Linked DNA regions of Homo sapiens: region 1 is linked to region 2. Evidence: chromatin contacts called from ENCODE POLR2A ChIA-PET data. All regions are on one chromosome and are shown on one strand. Each heading gives the region's core, a stretch centred on a gene start or an enhancer-like site at or near the end of the contact. The rest is flanking DNA. Distances are from core to core; before and after follow the strand shown.

Region 1 (5,034 bases), core at 1,903-4,402, 1.1 Mb before region 2:
TAAGATTACAGACGCCTGCCACCATATCCACCTAATGTTTATATTTTTAGTAGAGACAAGATTTCACCATGGTGGCCAGGCTGCTCTTGAACTCCTGACCTCAGGTGATCCACCCACCGTGACTTCCCAAAGGGCTAGGATTACAGCTGTGAGCCACTGCACCCGGACTCTTTTACATATTTATAGGGTAAAAAGTGACATTATGATCTATGAATACAACGTGGAATAATTAAAGCTAGTTAACATATCCATCACCTCAAACACTTAACTTTTTTGTGATGAGACTGTTTGAATTTACTCTCTTAGCAATTTTGAAATGTACCATACTCTATTATTAATGACATTTACCACGCCATACAATAGGTCTCAAAAAAAACCCATATTCCTCCTATCTGAGATTTTGTATGCTTTGACCACCATCTCCCCATTTCCCGTCCTCGAGCCTCTGTAACCACCATTCTACTCTCTGCTTCTATGAGTTTGACTGTTTTAGATTCCACATATAAGTGAGAACATGTGACACTTGTCTTTCTGGGCCTGGCTTATTTCACTTAGCATAATGTTCTCCATCTTTATCCATGTTGTCGCAAATGACAGAATTTCCCTGGCCATCAATCTCTAGTTCCAGGCTGGAGGCAGTGGCTCATGCCTGTAATCCCAGCACTATGGGAGGCTGAGGCAGGTGGATCACCTGAGGTCAGGAGTTTGAGACCAGCCTGGCCAACATAGTGAAACCCCATCTCTACTAAACATACTAAAATTAGCTGGGCATGGTGGAATGCACCTGTAATACCAGCTACTGAGGAGGCTGAGGCAGGAGAATCACTTAAACCCTGGAGGTGGAGGTTGTAGTGAGCCAAGATTGCACTACCGTACTCCAGTCTGGACAACAAGAGTGAAACTCTGTTTGAAAAAAAAAAAAAAAAAAAAAAAAAAGCTGGGTGCGGTGGCTCACGCCTGTAATCCCAGCACTTTGGGAGGCTGAGGTGGGTGGATCTTGAGGTCAGGAGATCGAGACCAACCTGGCTAACATGTTGAAACCCCATCTCTACTAAAAATACAAAAAATTAGCCAGGTGCAGGTGTGGTGGCAGGCGCCTGTAGTCCCAAGTACTCGGGAGGCTGAGGCAGGAGAATGGCATGAACCCGGGAGGCGGAGCTTGCAGTGAGCCGAGATCGCGCCACTGCACTCCAGCCTGGGCAAAAGAGGGAGACTCTATCTCAAAAAAAAAAAAAAAAAAAAAATCTCCAGTCCCCATTCTGCTTTTTAAATGCTGAATAGTAGTCCATTGTAAATATGTGGCACGTTTTCTTTATGCATTAATCTGTTGATGGACATTTAGGTTGATTCCATAACTCAGCTATTATGAATGATGCTGCAATGAACCTGACAGTGCAGACATCTTTCAACAAACTGATTTCAAATCTTTTGGGTAAATATCCAGAAGTGGGATTGCTGTGCTGGATTTTTTTTTTTTTTTTTTTTGAGACAGAGTCTCACTCTATCACCACCCAGGCTGGAGTGCAGTGGTGAGATCTCAGCTCACTGCAATCTTCCCCTCCCAGGTTCAAGGGATTCTTCTGTCTCAACCTCCTGAGTAGCTAGGATTACGGATGCCCGCCACCATGTCCAGCTAATTTTTGTTGTTGTTGTTGTATTTTTAGCAGAGATGGAATTTCACCATGTTGGCCAAGCTGGTCTTGAACTCCTGGCCTGAGGTGATCTGTCCGCCTTGTTCTCCCAAAGTGCTGGGATTACAGGCATGAGCCACCACACCCAGCCAAATTGCTGGATCTTATACATTGTTTTCTATGTTTGCTAAAACATAGATACCTCTATGTGTTTTTAACTTTTTTTTTTTCACAATGGGATCATATTATTCTACTGTTGTTTTTACTTAACGGTATATTGCAGATCTCTTTCTAGGTCAGCAAATCCAGCCAGCTTTCTTTTTCTCAACCATGGTACCTTGCATTCCGCCGCGTAGATGGATTACACTTAAGTGAAGCAGCTGTCCATTGAGGGACATCTCAGCTCTTTCTAGGTTTGTGTCTTTGCTTCATAAGCAATGCATCTTTGGACATGTATCCTTGAACAGTGGGGTGAGTATATCCACAGGGAAAGATAAATCATTTGCTGTGTAAATGCTGGACACATACCAAAACAATTTTGACAGAAACACCAAATTGCCCTCCAAATACTTCATTGCTTGAATTGGTAACACTCATCTATTTCTTTAAATTTATTTAATGAAGGCCAGGCACAGTGGCTCACGCCTGTCATTCCAGCAGTTTGGGAGGCCAAGGCGGATGGATCACTTGAGGTCAGGAGTTTGAGACAAGCCTGGCCAACATGGTAAAACCTCGTCTCTACTAAAAATACACATAATTAGCTGGGCTTGGTGGCAGGCGCCTGTAATCCCAGCTACTCAGGAGGCTGAGGCAGGAGAATTGCTTGAACCCAGGAGGCAGAGGTTGCCAGGAGCCAAGATCACACCACTGCACTCCGGCCTGGATGACAGAGTGAATGAGACTCCATCGCAAAAAAATAAAAAATAAAATATAATTTATTTAATGAAAAAGTTTAGTTTGTTTAAGGCATATAATTTGACAAAAATCAATCAAGTGATTTTTTAAAATCTACATCTTCAGGGATTATAGAGATGTTAAAAAGCAACCCAGATGGGTTCAGAGAACAGGATCTTTGGCTGAGTTAGCTCCTACCTTCCCAAATAAACCACCCAACCAGTAGTGTGAGAACATGTAAATCAAACCCTGGTTTGGCTGCCCGGCATCCTAGACTGCTGTTTCCTGACTGAGGGGCCCCCTTGTGAAAGTCGCAGTGGAAAGGAGCTTTAGTGAGCACCACAGCCTGGAAGTAAACCTCACCCACATCTTCCACCCTGAGCTCTCTCCTGCCACCCCCCGCCACAGGCCTCAGTGCCTGGAGAGGTCCCCTGCAGGAGGGAAGGAGCCAGGTACAGTCATAGTCAAGACTGTTTCAATCCCAGCTCTGCCAGCATCTCACCGAGCCTCTCTGAGCCTCAATTTTCCTAATCTGTCAAATGTGCCCGATAAAACCTAACTGGTTCACAGGGTTGTAATGAGGATAAGATGTGGAAACAGATATGAAAGTCACTGGCTTTCCTTCCTTCTGTTTGGGTTTACCATCAAGTCTACAAATGGGGAATAGGAGATCCGAGTCTGGGGTTTTCTGACCACAAGTGCTTTCCCAGAAACAGTCTTCTTTGAAGTTATTTTTTTGCAATTTGAATAGTTTATACAGGCACATGGCATGCCATTCAAAAGGTCTCAAGGGGTAAGTGCAAGAAGTCCCCTGTTTACCCCTAATGTCCCCTCCCCCAAACCAGTTCTCCTCTCCGAGACATCCTTAGTCACCTCTTTCTTGTGTCTCCTTTCAGACTCAGTCTTTGAGCATTTCCACAAAAATGCAGCATTCTGCATACTCTGCTCTGCACCTTTCTTTTTTCATTTTTTTTTTTTTAATTTTTTAAGTTTGAGACAAAGTCTCACTCTGTCACCCAGGCTAGAGTACAGTGGCACCATCTCGACTTACTGCAACTTCCACCTTCCAGGTTCAAGCAATTCTCATGCCTCAGCCTCCTGAGTAGCTGGGATTATACGCATGTGCCACCAAGCCCAGCTAAATTTTGTATTTTTAGTAGAGATGGAGTTTCACCATGTTGGCCAGGCTATCTCAAACTAAGGGCCTTGGCCGGGTGCGGTGGCGCAGGCTTGCAATCCCAGCACTTTGGGAGGTCGAGGTGGGCGGATCATCTGAGGTCAGGAGTTCAAGACCAGCCTGGCCAATATGGGGCCACCCTGTTTCTACTAAAAATACAAAAATTAGCTGAGTGTGCTTGCAGGTGCCTGTAATCCCAGCTACTTGGGAGGCCGAGGCAGGAGAATCACTTGAACCTGGGACGCAGAGGTTGCAGTGACCCAAGATCACGCTACTGCACTCCAGCCTGGGTGATTCCATCTCAAAAAAAAATGGAAAGAAAAAAAGTCATTCATTTAACAGTCATGTCTCTAGTCTACTGTAATCTAAAACAGTCCGCCAGTCCATATTGTCTTTTATGACACTGACATTTTTGAGTGTCCAGGCATTTTGCAAATCTCTCTTAACTTGAATTTCTGTTTCTTTCCTCATAATAGATTTAGGTTAAACATTTTTTTGCAAGAATATTATATAGATGATGTTGCACCTTATTATTTTAAATGGCTGCATGGTATTCCAGTATATGGATACATCACAATTGATGTAACTCATCCTCTATCCACAGATGTGTAGATGACTTCCAATCATTTATTTAAAAAACAATACTACCATTAATAATATTATTATTATTTCAGACAGAGTCTTCCTCTGTCGCCCAGGCTGGAGTGCAGGGGCACAATCTCACCTCACTGCAACCTCCACCTCCCGGGTTCAAGGAATTCTTGTGCCTCAGTGTCCCGTGTAGCTGGGACTACAGGCACCCACCATCACGCCAGGCTAGTTTCTGTATTTTTAGTAAAGATGGGGTTTCAACATGTTGGCCAGGCTGGTCTCAAACACCTAACCTCAAGTGATCTGCCCGCCTCAGCCTCCCAAAGTGCTGGGCTTACAGGTGTGAGCCACCGCGCCCAGTCCCATTAATATTCTTAAACTTTTGTCATTTTGAAAATCTTGGAGTATGTCTGCAGGAGAAATTCCTAGAGGGGGAATCACTGAAGCTGCACATATATGCCTTTGTAATTTTGAAAGCTATTGCCAAATTACTCTTTATAGAGGATAAACCCATTAATACTATCGCTAGTACTGTTTGAGAATGCTTGACCCAGAAGCTTGTCATATGCTTTTAACTTTCATCTCACTGTGTCCTGGCTAGCAAGGTGGTTGGTGTACCTTTGCTGAATCCCTTTATGTGACAAGATTTCCTTAAGTTTTTGCCTATGAATTTTGGCTGGAATTTAATGAAATTACAACTCCCAAAATATGACAAAGTCCCCCGTGCTCTCCTGGAGCAGA
Region 2 (4,839 bases), core at 1,043-3,542:
GAATTGAATGAGGACTCTGTCCACCCTCCCCAGCAGATGCACTACCCATAATAATAGCAGCAGGGATCGCGTGCTCCCTGCATGTCAGCACTGGGCTAGCACCCTGCATGGACCGTCTCCTTGGATTCTTATTCAGCTCCCTATCTGGGGCAACATCATTGATTTTCCCATTTTACAGAGGGAGAAAGTGAGGCTCCAGAGACCAGGCACCCTGTCCAAGGTCTCACCATTAGTTAGGGGCAGAACTGAGACTTCACTCTGAGTCTTTCAGATTCTGAAGTTGTTGCTCCTTCTGCCACATCAGTGCAGCCCAGCAGCTTTGTCAGGCAGAAGCCACAGGGGTCGGGTAGAGCAGAGGAAGCTGTGTGGGTCAGGTCAGCCTGATGGCCTTGGATGTGGGGGAAGGTGGCGTACAGTTTTCCCCACGCAGCCCCGCCATCGCAGAAGGATCAGATATCGGAGCTGCAGGGCCCGTAATGCAATATCCTGTTTGCTGCTTGGCTCCCAGTGATAGAGATCTACTGCCCGAGGTGAGAGAAAGAGGATGGGGGGTGGCCTTCATTAAACATCGGGTGACATTTTCATATCAAGGAAATGAAGTGCGAGGCAGATTGGATGACACAGGAGGGGCTGGGGCGGAGGGTCAGAGCTCTGCACGCCTGGTCCCCTTTCCCTTGCGTCCCTGATTCCGTTTCATGGATCTCAGGTTGGAAAACACAGAATGAAAGGCTCTGGGGTCCTGCAGAGGAAAGCTCTGGAAAGTCACAAGGGCTGCAGTCCATTCCTGAAGGATGTCATGTGGTTGATGGAGCTGAGGTGGCAACAGTATCAGAGAGGCTTACAGGAGACCCACAGCAGGGAGGCTGTCTTGACAGGCACGGACCCTCTTTTATTAAAAACGTCCAGCAGAGGCGGAATGATGCATCGTTGGAATGTTATGGAGGGAATTCTGCACCGAGTGGAAGATACGGTCCCATGAGTCCTAAAGTCCTTCCCACCTCTGAGATCTAAGACTCTGGAATTGTATGAGGTCACTCAGGAATGGGATGTTTGACAAAAATCATCCAAACCCCTAAGGATTCTCCAAAAAAGTCCATATCCCCCGCAGACCCCAAATTGCTTTCAGTGAAAAGCACTTGCAAAAACCAGTGACCTAACCGAAAACCTCACCATTAGGTTAGGAAGTGAGTGATGTCAGGAGATGGGCCACTGGAATACCAAGCTTCAGAAGTCATGGAGCCAGAACTCCCTCTCTGAAGTAGTACCTTTTGGGGGCCAGCAGGGACTGAGAGCTAACTCCACCATCTTAGGGAATGTGATGCCTCAAGCATGAGTCAGAGGCACGTACTTTTATGATGACTTACATAGATCGTAAGATACCTTCTACCCCCGCAGAACATTAAGTAGACTTCTCGCAGTTGAATCTGATCCCAGTATATCATTATGATATCCACAACTTTTGATAAGACTTGGGGGAAGGAACAGTATTGATTGAGAAGAGATAAATCAGCTCAACTTTTTTTTTTTTTTTTTTTTTTCTCCCTGAGACAGAGTCTCACTCTGTTTCCCAGGCTGGAATGCAGTGGCCCGATCTCGGCTCACTACAACCTCCACCTCCTGGGTTCATGCAATCCTCCTGCCTCAGCCTCCCAAGTAGCTGGGACTACAGGCATCTGCCACCACACCCAGCTAATTTTTGTATTTTTAGTAGAGATGGGGTTTCACCATATTGGCCAGGCTGGTCTAGAACTCCTGACCTTGTGATCCATCCACCTCGGCCTCCCACACTGCTGGGATTACAGGCGTGAATGACCATGCCCAGCCTCGACTTTTGTATTAGTTAAGTATTAGCTGTTGTAACAAGTAAGCCTCATATATAGTAATGTACTTCTCACATACATGAACCTAAAATAGATGTCACCATCAGCCTGTGGCTGTCTTCCCATTGGTGACTCAGGAACCTAGACTTCTTCCATCTTGTGGCTCGGCAAATGTCTTCCAAGACTGCTGTGCCCATCAAGATGAATGGGCTTGGAGGACGCCATGGTGGGAGGTTTGATGTGCACCTGGAAGTGGTACTGGTGGGTTTTTGCTCACATCCTGTTTGGCCAGCACTTGGTGACTTGGCCACAGCCACATGCAGTCGGAGACGGGAAATGTGGCCGGCCAGCAGACCTGGGAAGAAGAGGGAAAACAGGTTTGGTGAAGAGCTGGTTCACCATTGCCACACCTCTGCAGTCTTTGTTCTTGTTCTGGGAGACTCATGTATTTGCTCAACAGCTGTTTACTGAGTGCTAATTCCAATATTGATGGAAGCCAAGCGGTGCCCCAGGCAGACCTCTGGGTGTCCTTAAGGAGCTAAAGGGGAAGAAGAATCCAAAAACAAGCAAATAGTTAGGGTGATTGCAAATTCTGATAATGGTGTTTTTCTGAGAACTCTCAGAGGCCCATGTGGCTCATGCACAGTGAGCAGGGGCAAGAGTGATGTGAGGGAAACCTGGAGAGGTAAGCTGAGGCAGGTCAAGGTCAGGCCAAGGTCAGACCAACGTAATGGGCATTTGGATTTTATTCTTGTGAGTTCTTATAGTTTCTAATCTTTCCTCTGAAAGTAACGAAGGATGCAGACTTTACTAGACATCTTGTGTCTTTCCTCCATGTCCAGATGAATATTAAAATTTTATAGATCATACATAGCAACTAGGAAAAGGCAAAAAGCCTTCTGAGGCAAAGGAAATACAGGTCATTGTTGATGGCTCTGTGTAATTGGTAAAGGTACATGCCTTGCTCAGTGCAGAAGGGCAGGGAGAGAAAATATTGCCCAGTCTTGTAGCCAGGATTGTAGCTCCTTCCTACAGGGAACCCAATTTTAGTCAGAGCCATCCTAACATATTCAGCATTTTAGAACCACCCTTGATGAGTCTGGCATCCCTGCAGGTAATTCAGAATCAGACCATCCTAGGTGTGATTTTTGAAAGAAAAATGTCATCAATCCCAACATGTACCCACCATCTGAAGCTTGAAGTCCCTCTACAGCATCACCCAGCATAATCATTGAGCTAAAATGCAAATACCTCCAGGAATGAGGAATTCATACCCCACAAAGCCACTCCATTCACCTTTGGCCAGAGATGTTAGAACATTCTTTCTCTCTTTGAGTTGAAATATGCCTCCCTGTTACACCTTCCCTGTGGTTCTGCTTCTGCACCTTAACATTCAGGTTGACTTCCTTAGGATATATAGAAATTCTGTCAATATCTAGGGTGCCCATATAACTTACTGTGTAAGCTATGGCTTTTGAGAGTGGAAGGAGATGGTAACTGGGTGCAGTGCTAGGACATGGGGCATGAACTGGGGCAATCTGAGCAAACCAGGACATGCAGTGACCCCATCAGTATACCTCAGAAAATCTGACAGCTGGTGGTTCCATGTCCAGGCAATGAGGCCCTTGCCTGGCACCTCTAACCTCTGACGACCTGAGGGTGCTCCTCACAGCACCTGGGAGAGTCAAGGGTTCCAGTGGGGCTTAGCATGCTATAGTCACCTGTTCAAGAGGATCTTCTTTCTCTCCCAGGGACTTTGTGAAGGCCTTTATCCAGTTTAAGAAGCCTATCGTGGTGGCCATCAATGGGCCGGCCCTGGGCCTGGGTGCCTCCATCCTGCCCCTCTGTGACATCGTGTGGGCCAGTGAGAAGGCCTGGTTCCAGACGCCCTACGCCACCATCCGCCTCACGCCTGCTGGCTGCTCCTCCTACACCTTCCCCCAGATCCTGGGCGTCGCGCTGGTAAGCCTCCTGTGATACCTGGATTCGGGTCCCAGCAGGATCCTTCCTCTGCCTTGGGTTTAGGGGCTCTTCATGGGGCTAGAAACCTGAGGGTGTTGTCAGCCTGCAGATTGGCTTGGCTGCCTCATGTCCTTCACACCTTCAGTGCCAGATGGAGTAGCCCGGCCTGAGAAGATGGCGATGATGTCAGTGTATGGACCATGCACTCTGCATGGCGTCTCAATTATTCCTCACTCCAACCCCCTGAAGGCGTGTCTTAGGATTGGCTGGGTGCTGTGACAAGCAGCCCACGGTCTCAGTGGCTTTAACAACAAAACTTGCCTTCATCCTCTTGAGTGGTCCAGCATAGGTGTAGGGGCCACCCACACTCTCTGGGGACCCAGGTGTCTCCCGTCCAGTAAATGTGCCCTCACTTCCAGCCAATGGGAGAGAAGAGAGAGCCAGAAGCATCACCCTGGAGGGCTTCATGGGCCAGGCCGGCAGGGGCGTCTTCCCCTCCACTCATGTGGTATTGGCCATGACTCAGCTTCTGGTCACATGCGCCTGCAAGGGAGGCCGGGAGACGCAGCCCAGCGCATGTCCAGCAAGAAGAGGGAAAGGATTCAGTGGACACAAAGCAGTCTCCACCCCATGTGGAAACGATTGCGATTTCCATCTTACAGATGGAACGTTAAGCTCAGAGAAGTCGTGTCACCAGGTGGGGCAGACAGAGCCACTGTCCAACAGAGGCGGCGGAGTCCACTGTAAGCTGTGGTCAGATTCTGCACCAACATCCAGAAGCAAGTCTGGACAGGGGAGAGCACTGATGACAGCTGGCACGTAGGAAGCACTTGCTGTGTGCTGGGCTGGGCTGTCAACGCCGTCCACGCCCCTGTGAGGCAGGACAGCTGTGATCCCCATTTTGCGGATGTGGAGACTGAGGCTAGAGAGGTTTAGTGAGTTGTCTAAAGGCATGCAGTGGTAGTGCCAGTTGTGGGATTTGAGCACGAACTGGCTGGTTCCACTGTCTGTGCTCCGAACCCAGCCTGTTATTAAATAGGTCCCACATCTGAGGGGT

Evidence for each region. ChIA-PET counts read pairs that join two places held with the same protein, here RNA polymerase II (POLR2A).
Region 1: POLR2A ChIA-PET joins it to region 2 with 11 read pairs in BJ. The contact joins two enhancer-like sites. POLR2A ChIA-PET finds 5 or more read pairs at or near these places in 2 of 52 experiments (AG04449 and BJ).

Annotation. Positions count from the first base shown.
Region 1 is chr16:81,746,874-81,751,907 of GRCh38, reverse strand. The region is part of intron 2 of LOC105369213 (a long non-coding RNA gene); the gene reads right to left. It also overlaps a transcript of PLCG2 not described here. Among named protein-coding and RNA genes, the nearest start is that of PLCG2, 30 kb to the left of the region's middle. RefSeq lists an enhancer at 3,007-3,076 and a silencer at 4,582-4,774. Within about 2 kb of position 3,152, at least 3 of the 41 ENCODE cell types and tissues checked have a DNase peak (open chromatin) inside an H3K27ac peak, as active enhancers do.
Region 2 is chr16:80,611,569-80,616,407 of GRCh38, reverse strand. It overlaps CDYL2 (chromodomain Y like 2), which reads left to right. Exons shown (of 7, transcript NM_152342.4): 5 at 3,572-3,782. Among named protein-coding and RNA genes, the nearest start is that of LINC01227, 41 kb to the right of the region's middle. Within about 2 kb of position 2,292, at least 3 of the 41 ENCODE cell types and tissues checked have a DNase peak (open chromatin) inside an H3K27ac peak, as active enhancers do.